Linked DNA regions of Homo sapiens: region 2 is linked to region 1. Evidence: read pairs that join two places in POLR2A ChIA-PET (ENCODE). Cell type or tissue: A673. All regions are shown on one strand. Region 1 has its middle 12 kb from the start of FOXK2. Region 2 holds the start of LOC124904105 (a long non-coding RNA gene).

Evidence for each region. ChIA-PET counts read pairs that join two places held together with the same protein. Peaks named below come from ENCODE experiments on the same cell type or tissue, not always from the same donor. Only the 100,000 strongest peaks of a DNase experiment are listed, where the experiment ranks them.
Region 2: POLR2A ChIA-PET joins it to region 1 with 14 read pairs; 2 of 35 experiments call an interaction of 5 or more read pairs at or near these places.

What each region holds. Positions count from the first base shown.
Region 1 is chr17:82,504,229-82,512,228 of GRCh38, reverse strand. No RefSeq gene overlaps it. Among named protein-coding and RNA genes, the nearest start is that of FOXK2, 12 kb to the left of the region's middle. In A673, no CTCF peak of the experiment used is centred here; no DNase peak of the experiment used is centred here.
Region 2 is chr17:83,166,990-83,174,989 of GRCh38, reverse strand. The region is part of intron 2 of LOC101929650 (a long non-coding RNA gene); the gene reads right to left. It overlaps LOC124904105 (a long non-coding RNA gene), which reads right to left and starts at 5,461. Exons shown (of 2, transcript XR_007065981.1): 1 at 5,379-5,461. In A673, a CTCF peak has its summit at 1; no DNase peak of the experiment used is centred here.

The DNA.
Region 1 (8,000 bases):
GGTAACTATAAAAGAGTTTTGCTGTTGTTGTTGTTTTTGAGATGGAGTCTCGCTCTGTTGCCAGGCTGGAGTGCAGTGGTGCGATCTCAGTTCACTGCAACCTCTGCCTCCCGAGTTCAAGCAATTCTCCTGCCTCAGCCTCCCAAGTAGCTGGGACTACAGTTGCACGCCACCGTGCCTAGGTAATTTTTGTATTTTTAGTAGAGACGTGGTTTCACCATGTTGGCCAGGATGGTCTGGATCTCTTGACCTTGTGATCTGCCCACCTTGGCCTCCCAAAGTGCTGGGATTACAGGTATGAGCCACCGTGCCCAGCCAAAAATAATTTATTTAGACCAGGCACAGTGGCTCATGCCTATAATCTTGGCACTTTGGTAGGCCGAGGCAGGAGGATTGCTTGAGCCCAGGACTTTGAGACCAGCCTGGACAACATAGTGAGATCCCATTTCTAAAAAAATAGAAAGCCAGGTGTGGTGGCGTGTGCCTGTGAGGCAGAAGAATAGGGGACGGAGGCAGGGAACCTAAGGCTGATTCATGCTGACTTCCTAGAACTAAATCAAAAGTAAAACCCCAACTTCCCACACCTGAGTAACAAAAGGACCAGAGGCTACTCCCTTTGCAAACCCTTCCCTGCTTTCTGCGTGGCAGATGGAAAATTGGAAGTCCTTCTGATTGGTTGCTTTCCGAAACAGATCAAACTGATCACAGGCTGCTACTTCATTTGCGTGGAGTGTACACCAAGTGGCCAATGGAGAACCTCTAAGGGGTACTGGACCCCAGAAGATTCTGTAACCACGGCCCTCGAGCTGCTACTTGGGCGCCCCCACCCTGTGGAGTGTACTTTCATTTTCAATCAACGTCTGCTTCATTCTATCCTTGCTTTGCTGTGCGTTTTGTCCGATTCTTTGTTCAAAACGCCAAGAACCTGGACAACCACAGGTAACACCTGTAATCCCAGCTACTCAGGAGGCTGAGGCAGGAGGATCACTTGAGCCTTAGAGGTGGAGACTGCAGTGAACAGTGATCACACCACTGCACTCCAGCCTGGGTGACAAAGCAACACTGTCTCAAATAATAATAATAATAGGCTGGGCACAGTGGCTCACACCTGTAATCCCAGCACTTTGGGAGGCCGAGGCAGGTGGATCATTTGAGGTCAGGAGTTCAAGACCAGCCTGCCCAACGTGGTGAAACCCCATCTCTACTAAAAATACAAACATTAGCTGGGTGTGATGGCGGGCACCTGTAATCCCAGCTACTTGGGAGGCTCAAGCAGGAGAATCACTTGAACCTCGGAGGCGGAGGCTGCAGTGAACCCAGTTCATGCCACTGCACTCCAGCCTGGGCGACAGAGTGAGACTCCGTCTCAAAAATAATAATAATAATAATTGGCCATACGGCGCCCCATGCCTGTAATCTCAGTACTTTGGGAGGCCAAGGTGTGTGGATTGTTTAAGTTTAGGAGTTTGAGACCAGCCTGGGCAACATGGCGAAATGCCATCTCTACTAAAAAAAAAAAAAAAAAAAAATTGCTGGGCATGGTGGCAGCGCCTGTGGTCCCAGCTGCTCGGGAGGCTGAGGTGGGAGGGACGATCGCTGGAATGTGGGAAGTGAAGGCTGCATTGAGCCGAGATCGCACCACTATACTCCAGCCTGGTCACAGAGCAAGATCCTGTCTCAAAAAATAAAAAATAAAATAAAAATAATTATTTTAAAGATTACTGAATGAATGCTTCAAGCAAAAAAAAAATTTTTTTTTTTTTTTGAGACAGAGTCTCACTCTGTTACCCAGGCTGGAGCACAGTGGCACGACCTGGGCTCACTGCAACCTCGGCCTCCTGGGTTCAAGCGATTCTCCTGCCTCGGCGTCCCGAGTAGCTGGGACTACAGGCGCGCGCCACCACACCCAGCTAATTTTTTGGTATTTTTAGTAAAGACGGTGTTTCACCCAGTTAGCCAGAATGATCTCAATCTCCTGACCTCGTGGTCCACCCGCCTCGGCCTCCCAAAGTGCTGGGATTACAGGCGTGAGCCACCGCACCCGGCCCATTATTATTATTTTAGACAGTCTCACTCTGTCACCCAGGCTGGAGTGCAGTGGTGCAATCATGGCTCACTGCAGCCTGCGCCTCCTGGGCTCAAGTGATCCTCCTACCTCAGCTTCCTGAATAGCTAGGACTATAGGAGCACACCACCATACCCAGCTAATTTTTGTATTTTTTTTTTTGTAGAGACAGGATCTTGGTATGTTGTCCAGGTCTTGAACTCGTAGGCTCCAGTGATCTACCTGCTTCACCCTCCCAAAGTGCCAGGATTATAGGCATAAGCCACAGTGCCTGGCCTTATTATTATTTTTTAGCAGAGGGTCTCTCTCTCTTACCAAGGCTGGAATGCAGTGGCATGGTAATAGCTCACTGTATCCTAGAACTCCTGGGCTCAAGCCTGCCAAGTAGCTGGGACCACAAGTGCCCACCATATGCCCAGCTATTTTTAAAATTTTTCGTAGAGGCCGGGAGCGGCGGCCCACGCCTGTAATCCCAGCACTTTGGGAGGCCAAGGCGGGCGGATCACGAGGTCAGGAGATTGAGACCATCCTGGCTAACACGGTGAAACCCCGTCTCTACTAAAAAATACAAAAATATTAGCCGGGCATGGTGGCAGGTGCCTGTAGTCCCAGCTACTCAGGAGGCTGAGGCAGGAGAATGGCGTGAACCCGGGAGGCGGAGCTTGCAGTGAGCCGAGATTGCGCCACTGCACTCCAGCCTGGGTGACAGAGCCAGACTTCCTCTCAAAAAAAAAAAAAAAAAAAATTTTGTAGAGATGGGGTCTCACTATATTGCCCAGGCTGGTCTTGAACTCCTGTGCTCAAGCAATCCTCCCGCCTCAGTCTCCCAAAGTAATGCTGGGATTATAGGTATGAGCCACCACACCTGGACTACTTTTTTTTTTTTTTTTTAATTGAGACAGAGTCTTGCTCTGTCACCCAGGCTGGAGTGCAGTGGCGCAATATCGGCTCACTGCAACCTCTGCCTCCCGGGTTCAAGTGATTCTCCTGCCTCAGCCTCCCGAGTAGCTGGGACTACAGGGGCCCGCCACAGTGCCCGGCTAATTGTTTTATATTTTTAGTAGAGATGAGGTTTCACCATGTTAGCCAGGATGGTCTATCTCCTGACCTCGTGATCTGCCTGCCTTGGCCTCCCAAAGTGCTGGGATTACAGGTGTGAGCCACTGTGCCCGGCCACCAGCTCATTTTTTTGTTTTTGTTTTTGTTGTTGTTGTTGTTTGTTTTTTGTTTGTTTTTGTTTTTGTTTTGAGAGGGAGTCTCGCTCTGTCGCCCAGGCTGGAGTGCAGTGGTGTGATCTCGGCTCACTGCAAGCTCTACCTCCCAGGTTCACGCCGTTCTCCTGCCTCATCCTCCCGAGTAGCTGGGACTACAGGTGCCCTCCACCACGCCCGGCTAATTTTTTGTATTTTTAGTAGAGACGGGGTTTCACCGTGTTAGCCAGGATGGTCTCGATCTCCTGACCTCGTGATCCACCTGCCTTGGCCTCCCAAAGTGCTGGGATTACAGGCGTGAGCCACTGCATCCGGCCATTTTTTTGTATTTTTAGTAGAGATGGAGTTTCACCGTATTAGCCAGGATGGTCTTGATCTCCTGACCTTGTGATCCCCCCGCCTCAGTCTCCCAAAGTACAGCACCCAATTTTAAGAGTTAATGTAAAGCTATAGTAATTAAAATTGTGGAATACTGGTAAAAGAATGGTATAATAATACTGGTATAAGAACTAGCTCAGTGAGCCCAGGCACAGGGGCTCATGCCTGTAATCCCAGCACTTTGGTAGGCTGAGGCAGGTGGATCACGAGGTCAGGAGTTCAAGACCAGCCTGACCAACATGGTGAAACCCCGTCTCTACTAAAAATACAAAAATTAGCCAGGCGTGGTGGTGCACGCCGGTAATCCCAGCTACTCAGGTGGCTGAAGCAGGAGAATCGCTTGAACCTGGGAGGGGGAGGTCGCAGTGAGCCGAGATTGCGCCATTGCACTCTAGCCTGGGCGACAGAGTGGGACTCTGTCTCAAAAAAAAAAAAAAAGAAAGAAAGAAAAAAAGAAAAGAACTAGATCAGTGGAACAGCATGAAAAATCCAGAAATAGACCCCCATATACAGAGTCAATTGATTTTTGACAATAGTGCCAAGGTTGTTCAATAGGGAAAGCAAAGTCTGTTGAATAAACAGTACAGGGTATCTGATTACCAATGTTGCCCAATGCCAGGGGTTCGGCCAAGTCCAGTTGCTCACCAAATGGAAAGCCAATCATGGAGACAACGAGTATTGCCAGGGAAGAAGGCTTTATTGCAAGTGATGTCGTGATGTCAGCAGGTGACGGGAGACCAGTCTCAAATCCACTTCCCCAACCCACTGAAGTTAGGGTTTTAGATAGCAGGGAAGGAAGGTAACTATGGGTGGGAAATTAGGAAGTAGGGAGGAGTAAGGAAGAAGAGGTGGTCAACAGGCTGCTGGGGGTGGTCGGATTTAGTGTTCTGGAAAGTTTCAGCTCCCCGATACTATCTGGAAGGCCTGAGGATTGGATTCCAAAGAAAAGAACTCAGATAAAACAAATGTTAATTTTCTCAAGCTTCAAGACCAAGAGGGTCAATGTCTATGCTTAGCCAAACAAAACAAAACAAAACACTGTAAACAGTTCTATAGGAAAATTGGGCTTGTTTTAACAATAATAATAACAACAAAAGCACTAATCCCTGCCTTATGCCATACATAAAAATAAAATTCAGATGGACCTATATGCAAAGGCTAAAATTATCAAGCTCCCAAAAATAAAACATAGGAGACTGTTGGTTGGGCATGGTGGCTCACACCTGTAATCCCAGCACTTTGGGGAGGCCAAGGTGGGCGGATCACCTGAGGTCAAGAGTTCAAGACCAGCCTGGCCAACATGGTGAAACCTCATCTCTATAAAAATATAAAAATTAGCTGGGCATGATGGCGGGTGCCTGTAATTCCAGCTACTTGGGAGGCTGAGGCAGGAGAATCGCTTGAACCTGGGAGGTGAAGTTAGCAGTGAGCTGAAATCGCGCCATTGCAATCCAGCCTGGGTGACAGGGAGAGACTCCATCTCTAAAAAAGTAAAAAGTTTTTTAAAAATTAAAAAAAAAACATAGGAGACTGTCTTTGTTCCTTTGAGATAGGAAAAATTTTCTTAAGACCTAAAAAGTGATAACTATAAAAGAAAAAAATGATAATTTTATAAGAAAAAATACATTTTGCTCATCAAAACAATGAAAAATATGAAAACATGAGCCACACATTGAGAAAATATTCACAGTACATGTATCTGACAAAAGTATCTAAGCGGAATTTTTAAAAACTCCTGTAACTCCGTAATGAAAAGACAACTTAATTTTCAAAATAGGCAAGAGACTTGAAAAGCTACCTCACAAGAGAATATATATAAATAGCCAATAAACACAAAAGAAGATGTTCAATGTCATTAGTCATCAGGGAAATGCAAATTAAAACCACAGGAAGGCCAGGTGCAGTGGAGCCAGTCAGTAGTTCCAGCTACTCGGGAGGATGAGGTGGGAGGATCACTGAGGCCAGTTCAAGCCTGCAGTGAGCTATGATTGTGCCACTGCACTCTAGCCTGGGCAGCAGAGTGAGACCTCGTCTCTTAGAAAACAAAACAAACAATAAAATAAAACAGGCCGGGCGCGGTGGCTCACATATGTAATCCCAGCACTTTGGGAGGCCAAGGTGGGCGGATTACGAGGTCAGGAGTTTGAAACCAGCCTGACCAACATAGTGAAACCCTGTCTCTACTAAAAATACAAAAATTAGCTGGTCGTGGTGGTGCGTGCCTGTAGTCCCAGCTACTCAGGAGGCTGAGGGAGAAAAATTGCTTGAACCCAGGAGGTGGAGGTTGTGGTGAGCTGAGATCGTGCCACTGCACTCCAGCCTGGGTGACAGAGCAAGACTCTATCTCAAAAACAAAATAATAATAATAATAATAATAATAGGGCCAGGTGCAGTAGCTCACGCCTGTAATCCCAACACTTTGGGAGGCCAAGGCAGGCAGATCATGAGGTCAGGAGATTTAGACCCTCTTGGCTAATACGGTGAAACCCCATCTCTACTAAAAATACAAAAAATTAGCTGGCTGCGTTGGCACATGCCTGTAGTCCCAGCTACCCCAGAGGCTGAGGCAGGAGAATCGCTTGAACCTGGGAGGCAGAGGTTGCAGTGAGCCGAGATGGCACCACTGCACTCCAGCCTGGGCGACAGAGTGAGACTCTGTCTCAAAATAATAATAATAATAATAATAATAATAATAATAATAATAATAATAAATAAAATAAAATAAAAAATAGGCTGGGTGCGGTGGCTCACGCCTGTAATCCCAGCACTTTGGGAGGCCGAGGCAGGTGGACCACCTGAGGTCAGGAGTTTGAGACCAGCCTACCCAACATGGCAAAACCTCATCTCTACTAAAAACACAAAAATTAGCTGGGCACGGTGGCAGGCACCTGTAATCCCAGCTACTTGGGAGGCCGAGGCAAGATAATCGCTTGAACCCGGGAGGCAGAGGTTGCAGTGAGTTGAGATCACGCCATTGCACTCCAGCCTGGGTGGCAACAGAGCGAGACTCCATCTCAAAAAAAAAAAAATGAGCAAAAAGCCCTCACCAGTAACCAGGGCCATGCCCTTGAACTTCCCAGCCTGCAGAACCACGAGCTACATCAACCTCTTTTCTTTATAAACTACCCAGTCTCCAGTATTGTTATAGCAACACAAAATGGACTAAGTCAGCCATCCATCTCAAAAAAATAAATACATAAAAATTAAAAAGTTAAAAATTGGTAAATGTTTTATTTTTATTTCTTTATTTATTTATTTGAGATGGAGTTTTGCTCTTGTTGCCCTGGCTGGAGTGCAAGGACATGACCTTGGCTCACTGCAACCTCTGCTTCCTGGGATCAAGCGACTCTCCTGCCTCAGCCTCCTATTACAGGCGCCGCCACCACAGCCAGCTAATTTCTTTTTTTGTATTTTTAGTAGAAACAGGGTTTTACCACGTTGACCAGGCTGCTCTCAAACTCCTGAGCTAAAGTGATCCTCCTGCCTTGGCCTCCCAAAGTGCTGGGACTACAGGCGTGAGCCACTGCAACTGGCCAGTGAGATCTTTTAAATCTCACCAGATTTCAGGAACAAGTGAGATTTATAGATAAATAATACATATATTTCTTTTTCTTTTTTGAGACAGAGTCTCGCTCTGTTGCCCAGGCTGGAGTGCAGTGGTACTATCTCGGCTCATTGCAAGCTCTGCCTCCCGGGTTCACGCCATTCTCCTGCCTCAGCCTCCCGAGTAGCTGGGACTACAGGCGCCCGCCACTGTGCCTGGCTAATTTTTTGTATTTTTAGTAGAGACGGGGTTTCACTGTGTTAGCCAGGATGGTCTTGATCTTCTGACCTTGTGATCCGCCCGCCTCGGCCTCCCAAAGTACTTGGATTACAGGGGTGAGCCACCGCGCCCGGCCGAATAATACATATATTTCTAGTTGAATTTCACTTTAAACAAATGAGAGCTTCAGCGATAAATCTCATAATACCTATTTTTAAAAGAATATACTAAGACAATGTTGTTTATTTTTATAATTTGTAGAGATGAGTTCTCACTGTGTTGCATAGGCTAGAGTTGAACTCCTGGGCTCAAGTGATCCGCTTGCCTCGGCCTCCCAAAGTGCTGGGATTACAGGCATTAGCCATCTTGCTTGGAAAAGAAAATGTTTAAATTTATTGATATTAACTGGATCTGAAAGGAACTATGGTTTTGAGGCCTCCTGCACCTGAACTTCTCCGCAGACCTTCAGGAGCTCCTGGAGCTGGAGAACCTGTTCGTAACGTGTGCCCTCCAAGGGACCAGGAGGAGGCTGACCCCAGTGTCCCAATTTTAGCTGTGTCCTAGGAGGCACACAGATGAACTC
Region 2 (8,000 bases), 660 kb before region 1:
GCTGAGGAGGGCGCCAGCCTCTCTGTGGGCTTTGTTTGGGTGCCACGCCGTGGGCAGGGAAGCCAAGTGCAGAGACAGAAGTGGCCCAGGGGGTGGGAGGATGCCCAGTGGTCAGTGTGACCAGGGTGAGCACCAGCGACATCTCTGAGGCCAACAGAGACACCCCCGCCAGGTAGGAGAGAGGCACGAACAGAGAGGCAGGCAGAGCTGAGGCAACCCGTGCAGCCAGTCCTCTGGCCTTCATCGAAACCGGCGAGGCCACAGAGGCTCCCCAGGGACCCACGTTTGGCTGAAGGATGTTGCAGGCCCTGGGCCTGGCTGCAGAGGCATGCAGCTGCATCTTTCAGCACCCTGGGCTCATCTACAGAGTCAACAGGGAGGGATTAGGGAGGGGGCTGTTTGCAGAGGGTTTAGGGTTTCAAGTAAAGTAAACCCATGTGTGCACTGTTATGTAACCTGCTCAGCCAGCCTGCAATGCCTTCCCACACCATCCACTGGACAGTGGGGGCAGACAGACCTGGGCACCATCCCCCAGTCATCAAGACGGTAGGTGCTTGGCCCCTGATGCCTCATGAGCTGTGTTGCAGGCTGGGTCCTTCTCCAGCCTTGGTGCAAGAATATGGAGGCTGCTCGTGTTCACCGGCATTGGGTAAATACTGTACACGAGCAAAGGCCGGTGGTGTGCTGGGAGGGAGCTGTTCTCACCTATGGAACTCGCCTTTCAACACATGGAAGCCACAGTGCAGGAGTGAGGCGCAGCCAATGCCACGGAGGCAAAGCATGAGACAGGCCCCAGCTCGCAAGCCCACCTTCCTCTAGGCTGAGTGAGGCCTGTGGGCACTCGCACACACATTAAAGGAGGGCACCGAATCCCGGCCTGGGACTGGCCTCACTGTCGGGGTCTTGATGCCACACTCTGCTCAGGGGTCAGGGGAATACTGTCCAGTTGAACCTCAAGGGCCGCCTCGTCGGGGCCTCCAGGGGCCAAAAGTGAGGGTCCTCAAGCCCCCCACAGCAGCCTGACCCCCACGGGGCCTGCACAGGCTCTGGAGCCAGGGAGGGTTCACCGACGGCTGCCTAGGCCATCTGCCTCAGCCCGCTTGGGACAGAGCCTGGCATGGGGACACAGGTCAGATGAACAAAGGTCCTGTGGGCCTGCAGCCCTTGCTCCTGAGCACCGTGCCAGCCCTCCCCTCGGGAAGGGGATCACCTTTCTCTGGGCAGGACCCTGCCCCACCACCACTCAGGCTCAGATGCTGAGGTTGGCTTCTCCTGCCTCAGCACTGACAACTTTTCCTTCTTCATCTGATCCTTCACCAAGTATTTACTGAGTCCTTCACCAGACGTGGCAGCACTCTAGGTACTGGGCAGAGCGGGGAAGAGGCCAACACTGCTCACCCAGCCCTCCTCGCTGCACCCCGACCCCACTGCTGACCCAGCCCTCCTCGCTGCACCCCGACCCCACTGCTCGCCCAGCCCTCCTCACCACACTGCTGACCCCACTGCTGACCCAGCCCTCCTCGCCGCACCCCGACCCCACTGCTCACCCAGCCCTCCTCGCCGCACCCCTCACCCCACTGCTGACCCAGCCCTCCTCACCACACCCCTCACCCCACTGCTCACCCAGCCCTCCTCGCCACACTGCTGACCCCACTGCTGACCCAGCCCTCCTCGCCGCACCCCTGACCCCACTGCTGACCCAGCCCTCCTCGCCGCACTGCTGACCCCACTGCTGACCCAGCCCTCCTCGCCGCACCCCTCACCCCACTGCTGACCCAGCCCTCCTCGCCGCACCCCTCACCCCACTGCTCACCCAGCCCTCCTCGCCGCACTGCTGACCCCACTGCTCACCCAGCCCTCCTCGCCGCACCCGACCCCACTGCTCACCCAGCCCTCCTCGCCGCACCCCTTCACCCCACTGCTCACCCAGCCCTCCTCGCCACACTGCTGACCACACTGCTCACCCAGCCCTCCTCGCCGCACCCCTCACCCCACTGCTCACCCAGCCCTCCTCGCCGCACTGCTGACCCCACTGCTCACCCAGCCCTCCTCGCCGCACCCCTCACCCCAGTGCTCACCCAGCCCTCCTCGCCGCACCCGACCCCACTGCTCACCCAGCCCTCCTCGCCGCACCCCTCACCCCACTGCTGACCCAGCCCTCCTCGCCGCACCCCTCACCCCACTGCTCACCCAGCCCTCCTCGCCGCACTGCTGACCCCACTGCTGACCCAGCCCTCCTCGCCGCACCCGACCCCACTGCTCACCCAGCCCTCCTCGCCACACTGCTGACCCCACTGCTCACCCAGCCCTCCTCGCCACACTGCTGACCCCACTGCTCACCCAGCCCTCCTCGCCGCACTGCTGACCCCACTGCTCACCCAGCCCTCCTCACCACACTGCTGACCCCACTGCTGACCCAGCCCTCCTCGCCGCACCCGACCCCACTGCTCACCCAGCCCTCCTCGCCGCACCCCTCACCCCACTGCTCACCCAGCCCTCCTCGCCGCACCCCTCACCCCACTGCTCACCCAGCCCTCCTCGCCACACTGCTGACCCCACTGCTCACCCAGCCCTCCTCGCCGCACTGCTGACCCCACTGCTCACCCAGCCCTCCTCGCTGCACCCCTGACCCCCACACGGGGCACAGCCAGGTGGTGTGTTGGGGCCCGTCCCACCCCACCTAGGAGGCAGTGGTTTGGGACACATGTGCTGCCACTGCCCCCAGCATCCCCTCCTGCTCCCACTCCCACCCTGCTCTGCCTGCCCTTGGCCTGGGCTTCTCTAGACCTTTGCATCCCCAGACTGGCCCCCCATCCAACTCCAGGCTAGTCTGTCTCTGGACACCATTGGGTGCATCACTTTAGAATATGCGGTGGGCCCTAAACTAGGCTACAAGTAGGTACCAAAAATAAACAATGTACTTAATTAAAAAGAGGGGTGCAAATGAGGAGCTGGTCCCCAGGGACCGCCCTGCTTCTCCATGCCGGCTCCAACGTAAGGAACGCACCAAAAGCTCCCACCGCACACAAGGGAGGAGCCGTGTCTGCCAAGTCCACGCTCTGGCAAGGCCTGGTCTCACCATGGTCACATCCTGGCCACTGCCCACACCAAGTCCCAGGCGAGGCCCCGGCCCACACCGAGTCCCAGGCGAGGCCCCGGGCCACACCGAGTCACAGGCGAGGCCCCGCCCACACCGAGTCACAGGCGAGGCCCCGGCCGTGAGCTCCATCTGGACAAGCCAGGCTGCCCGGGCCGCCTCCAAGCACAGAGACTCTGTTCCTTGGGAGTCCAAAAATCTTTAGGCTGTGGAATTAGTTTAAAAAGATTTCAGATTGATGGGGCTACAGGAGCTTGGGAAAAGCAAATACAGTCTGTGAAGGGATGCACATTCATCTCAAACTCAAAGAATTTCCCCCAATAATTGTATAAGCAACATGAGCAGCTCACAGTGAAAAATAACTACATATACAAAGACACAAGGCACCATGAGTTAGAACTGGCAGAAAAAATAGTAAGCAAAAATCCACAAAGACTTAAAAAATGGAATTATCAGACACATATTATTTTTAGTTATCATTATGTTTAAAGAAGTAAAAGATCAACTTGAAAATACCTGCAAGTAACAGAAAACTATGAAAATGACAGATAGATTTGTTAAACAGCCAATTAAGATTTTTAGAAATCAAAAATCTAATGCACAAAATTAAAAATACATGTAGAACTTAGAAGTTGTCACTCTGTCCTAACAAGTAAACAGCTGAAAAAAATTGAAAAATCAACTCTTCTTAAATCTTTCAGAGAAATTAGGTCACAGGACAAACTGCTGCCCCCCGGCAAATTGAAGAGAAACACTGACAGATACAGAGAATCACAGCTTCCCAAGAGCAGAAACCTCCACTGGAACCAGTGCCGGCATAAGAAAACCTGGATGAAGTTGATGAATTGCGGTTCAGTGTGGACAACTTTGAGAGTTAAAAACTCGAGGGGACCCAGTTATGGGAAACACGCCTTTGTGGATTTTATCTCCAGGAGCCCTACCAGGTCCTCACAGTGAATATCAGAGAGAAATCCCCTCATGCTCTCAGCCGGGGGAGGGGGAAAGGAGTCATTTTAAAGTCTGCCAGAGCCTTCTGTTCTTAACAAGGCTGCCCCCAACAGAAACTATTCAATCAGCCTTGCCTGTTGAGGTTTTATCAGAGCCCAGACCACCTGGGAGAAGGGAAATACCGAACCCCAGGCCCTTCTAGTCATCCTGTCCAACCTTTAAGGGGGATAGAAACTGAAAAGCATTAGTGAAGTTCACAGTCCAGGACACAGGTTCAAAAGGCTGAGACCTGTTCAGAGAACTAGAGAATGCCTCTCCTGGCCCCATGTTGGACCAACACATTTCTTTTTTTTTTTTTTAGACGGAGTCTCGCTCTGTCACCCAGGCTGGAGAGTGCAGTGGCGCAATCTCGGCTCACTGCAGGCTCCGCCTCCCGGGTTCACGCCATTCTCCTACCTCAGCCTCCCAATTATCTGGGACTACAGGCGCCTGCCACCGCGCCCGGCTAATTTTTTGTATTTTTAGTAGAGACGGGGTTTCACCATGTTAGCCAGGATGGTCTCGATCTCTTGACCTCATGATCCACCCACCTGGGCCTCCCAAAGTGCTGGGATTACAGGCGTGAGCCACCACACCCAGCTTGGATCACTACATTTCTAAAGGGCCATTTACTGCAGTTTCTTTTGCCCAGTACATTATGTCTGCCTTTCAACAAAAAATTACAAGGCATACTAAAAGACAAAAGACATAGCTTGAAAAGACGGAATAGCATCAGAACCAGAGTCAGATATGGCAGGAATGTTGAAATTATCAGATCAGGAATGACAAGAACAGATGGGTAATGTAAGCAGAGATGTGGAAAATTCTGAGAAAGAATAAAGAAGAAATGCTAGAGATCAAAACCACTAGAACAGATATGAAGGATGCCTTTGATGGGTTCGTTAGCTGACTAGACATACATGGCTGTGGAAATGATTCTTAGCTTAAGGATATGACAATAGAAACTTCCCAAACCGAAAAGCAAGGAGAAAAAGGAAAAAAAAAAAACAGAATATTCAATAACTCTGGGACAACTACAAAAGGTGTAGCATATGTGTGATGGGAATACAAGAAGGAGAAGAAAGAAATTTGAAGCAATAATGACCAAGAATTTTTCCAAATTAATGTCAGACACCAAACCATAAATCCAGAAAGCTTTGAGAAGATTAAGCAGAATAAATGCCAAAAAAAAAAACTCCAAACAACCAAAAACACCACCTAGGTGTACCACATTCAAACTTTAGAGTCAAAGATAAAGTCTTGAAAAAAAGACAGAGGGAAACAATCACCTTACCTGTGGAGGAGCACGGATAAGAATCACATCTGACTTCTCCTCAGAAATTGTGTAAGCAGCTGGGCATGGTGACTCATGCCTACAATCCCAACACTTTGGGAAGCTGAGGCAAGTGGGATGCTTAAGCCCAGGAGTTCAATATCAGCCAGGGTAACATGACAGGACTCTATCTCTACAAAAAACACAAAAATTAGCCAGGTGTGGTGGTGAGCACTTGTAGTCCCAGCTACTTGGGAGGCTGAGGTGGGAGGATCACCTGAGCCCAGGGAGGTCTAGGCTGTGATGAGCTGTGGGTGCACCACTGCACTCCAGCCTGTGCAACAGGCTTTCAAAAAGAAAGAAAAAGAAAAGAGAGAGAGAGAGAGGGAGAGAGGGAGGGAGGGAGGGAGGGAAGGGAAGGGAAAGAAAGGAAGGAAGGAAGGAAGGAAGGAAGGAAGGAAGGAAGGAAGGAAGGAAGGCAGGCAGGCAGGCAGGCAGGCAGGCAGGCAGGCAGGCAGGCAGGCTGTATAAGCAAGAAGAGAGTGGAGTGAAATATTTAAAGTGCTGAGAGAAAAAAACACCAAACTAGAATTCAGTACCCTGCGAAATTATCCTTTAAAAGTGAAGGAAAAATAAAGTCTCAAACAAATAAAAATTGAGGGAATTTTTTGCCAATAGACTTCCTTACAACAAATATTAGAAGAAATTATTTAAGGAGAAGGAAAATAATGTAGGTCAGAAACTTGAAGCTACATAAAGTAAGGGAGAGCACTGGAACATGAATAAATGAAGTAAAATAAAAACTTTGTCTTTTTTTTAATTTAGCAAACAGAAAACAGTGCAAAATAATAGCGACAATGAACTGAATTATGTGTGCATCTATATGCTCACATATAAATGAAGTGAATGACAGTCATGATACAGGAAGAAAGGGTTAAGAATTAGAAATATTTTGTTATTATAAGATATTTGCACCACCCATGAAACTGTATAGTGTTATTTGAAAGTAGACTTACAGATTATTGTATAATGTATATTGCAAACTCAAGGGAAACCACACAAAAAAATTTTTAAAGAAGTACAGTTGATATGCTCAGAATGGAGAGAAAATGAAAGAATACAAAATGTTCAACTAAAACCATAAAAGGTAGAAAACGTGTGACAAAATTAGAAACAAAGATCAAGGGCAACAAATAGAAAGCAGTAAACAATATAGCAGCTATTAACCCAATTATGTTAATAATCCCTGAAATGTCAATGGTGTAAATACATCAATCAAAAGACAGATTGTCAGAGTAGATAGAAAACAATACCCAACTATATGTCATCTACAAGAAACCCACTTTCATAGAAGGACACGGATAGATTAAAAGTATAGTAAGTCTTCACTAAACGTCAGTGGTAGGTTCTTGGAAACTGTGGCTTTTTGAGTAAAGTGATGTATAACAAAACCACTTTTCCTATAGGCTAATTGATAAACACAAGAGTTAAGTTTTTTGTGACATATTTCTGGTCACAACAATATCACCAAACTTCTAAATATAGGCTCAAAATACTTATAATATTAAACATTGAAATAAATGTAAGATATACATACATTTAAGAAAGATTAAAACAAGTAAGATAATTATTTACTCAATTTTGAGGAATCATCAATGACAGTGGTCATAGTGGTGGTGGGTTAAATCAAGGAATAAATGCTTGTAAACTGAAAATTCTGAGGAGCACCTCCTACCACCACTCAATTCAAAAACAAACAGTAGCAAACATGGCAGGCTTGATGAGCACTTTTGTACCACATTATTTGTGGTCATGTATTTTTATGATTGTCATATAGTTTATGAATTGTTATTTTAAAATACTTTACTAATAATTCATTTATTTTTCAATCCACTTACTCCAGCTCAGGGTTGCAGGTGGCTGGAGCCTATCCCGGCAGCTTAGGGTGCAAGGTGGGAACCAATCCTGGACAGGACTCTTTTCCATTGCAGGGCACATTTCACACACACCCACACTCACAGTGAGACCATGGAGACACACCAGCTCTCCTAGTGTGCACATCTTTGGGGTGTGGGAAGAACTGGAATACCTAGAGAAAACCCACACAGACATGGGGAGAATGCACAAAACTTATTATCATTATAACAAAATAAAATGATGTTGAACAAAATGATGTTATTTGAAGATCTGCTGTAAATGGATGGAGAAAGATATACCATGCTAACACTAATCAAAGAAAGTGGGAGTGGCTATATTAATTTCAGACAGAGCAGACTTCAGAGCAAAGAAAGCTATCAGAGACAAAGGGAAGTATTACAGGTGATAAAGGAATCAGCACTCCAAGAAGATGTAACAATCCTTAATGTGTATGTGCCTAACAACAGAGTGCCAAATATATACGAGGTAAAAACATCACAGCACTGCAATGAGAAATAGATGAATCCAGTATTAGAGCTGGAGACTTCCACAGCCCTCTATCAGAAATGAACAGATCCAGCAGGTAGAAAATCAATAAGGACACAGATGAACTCAACAACACCATCAATCAACTGGACATAATTGACATCTAAATACTACACCCAACAACAGCAGATTGAGAATTCTTCTCAAGCTTGCATTGAATATTTACCAAGAGAGACCACA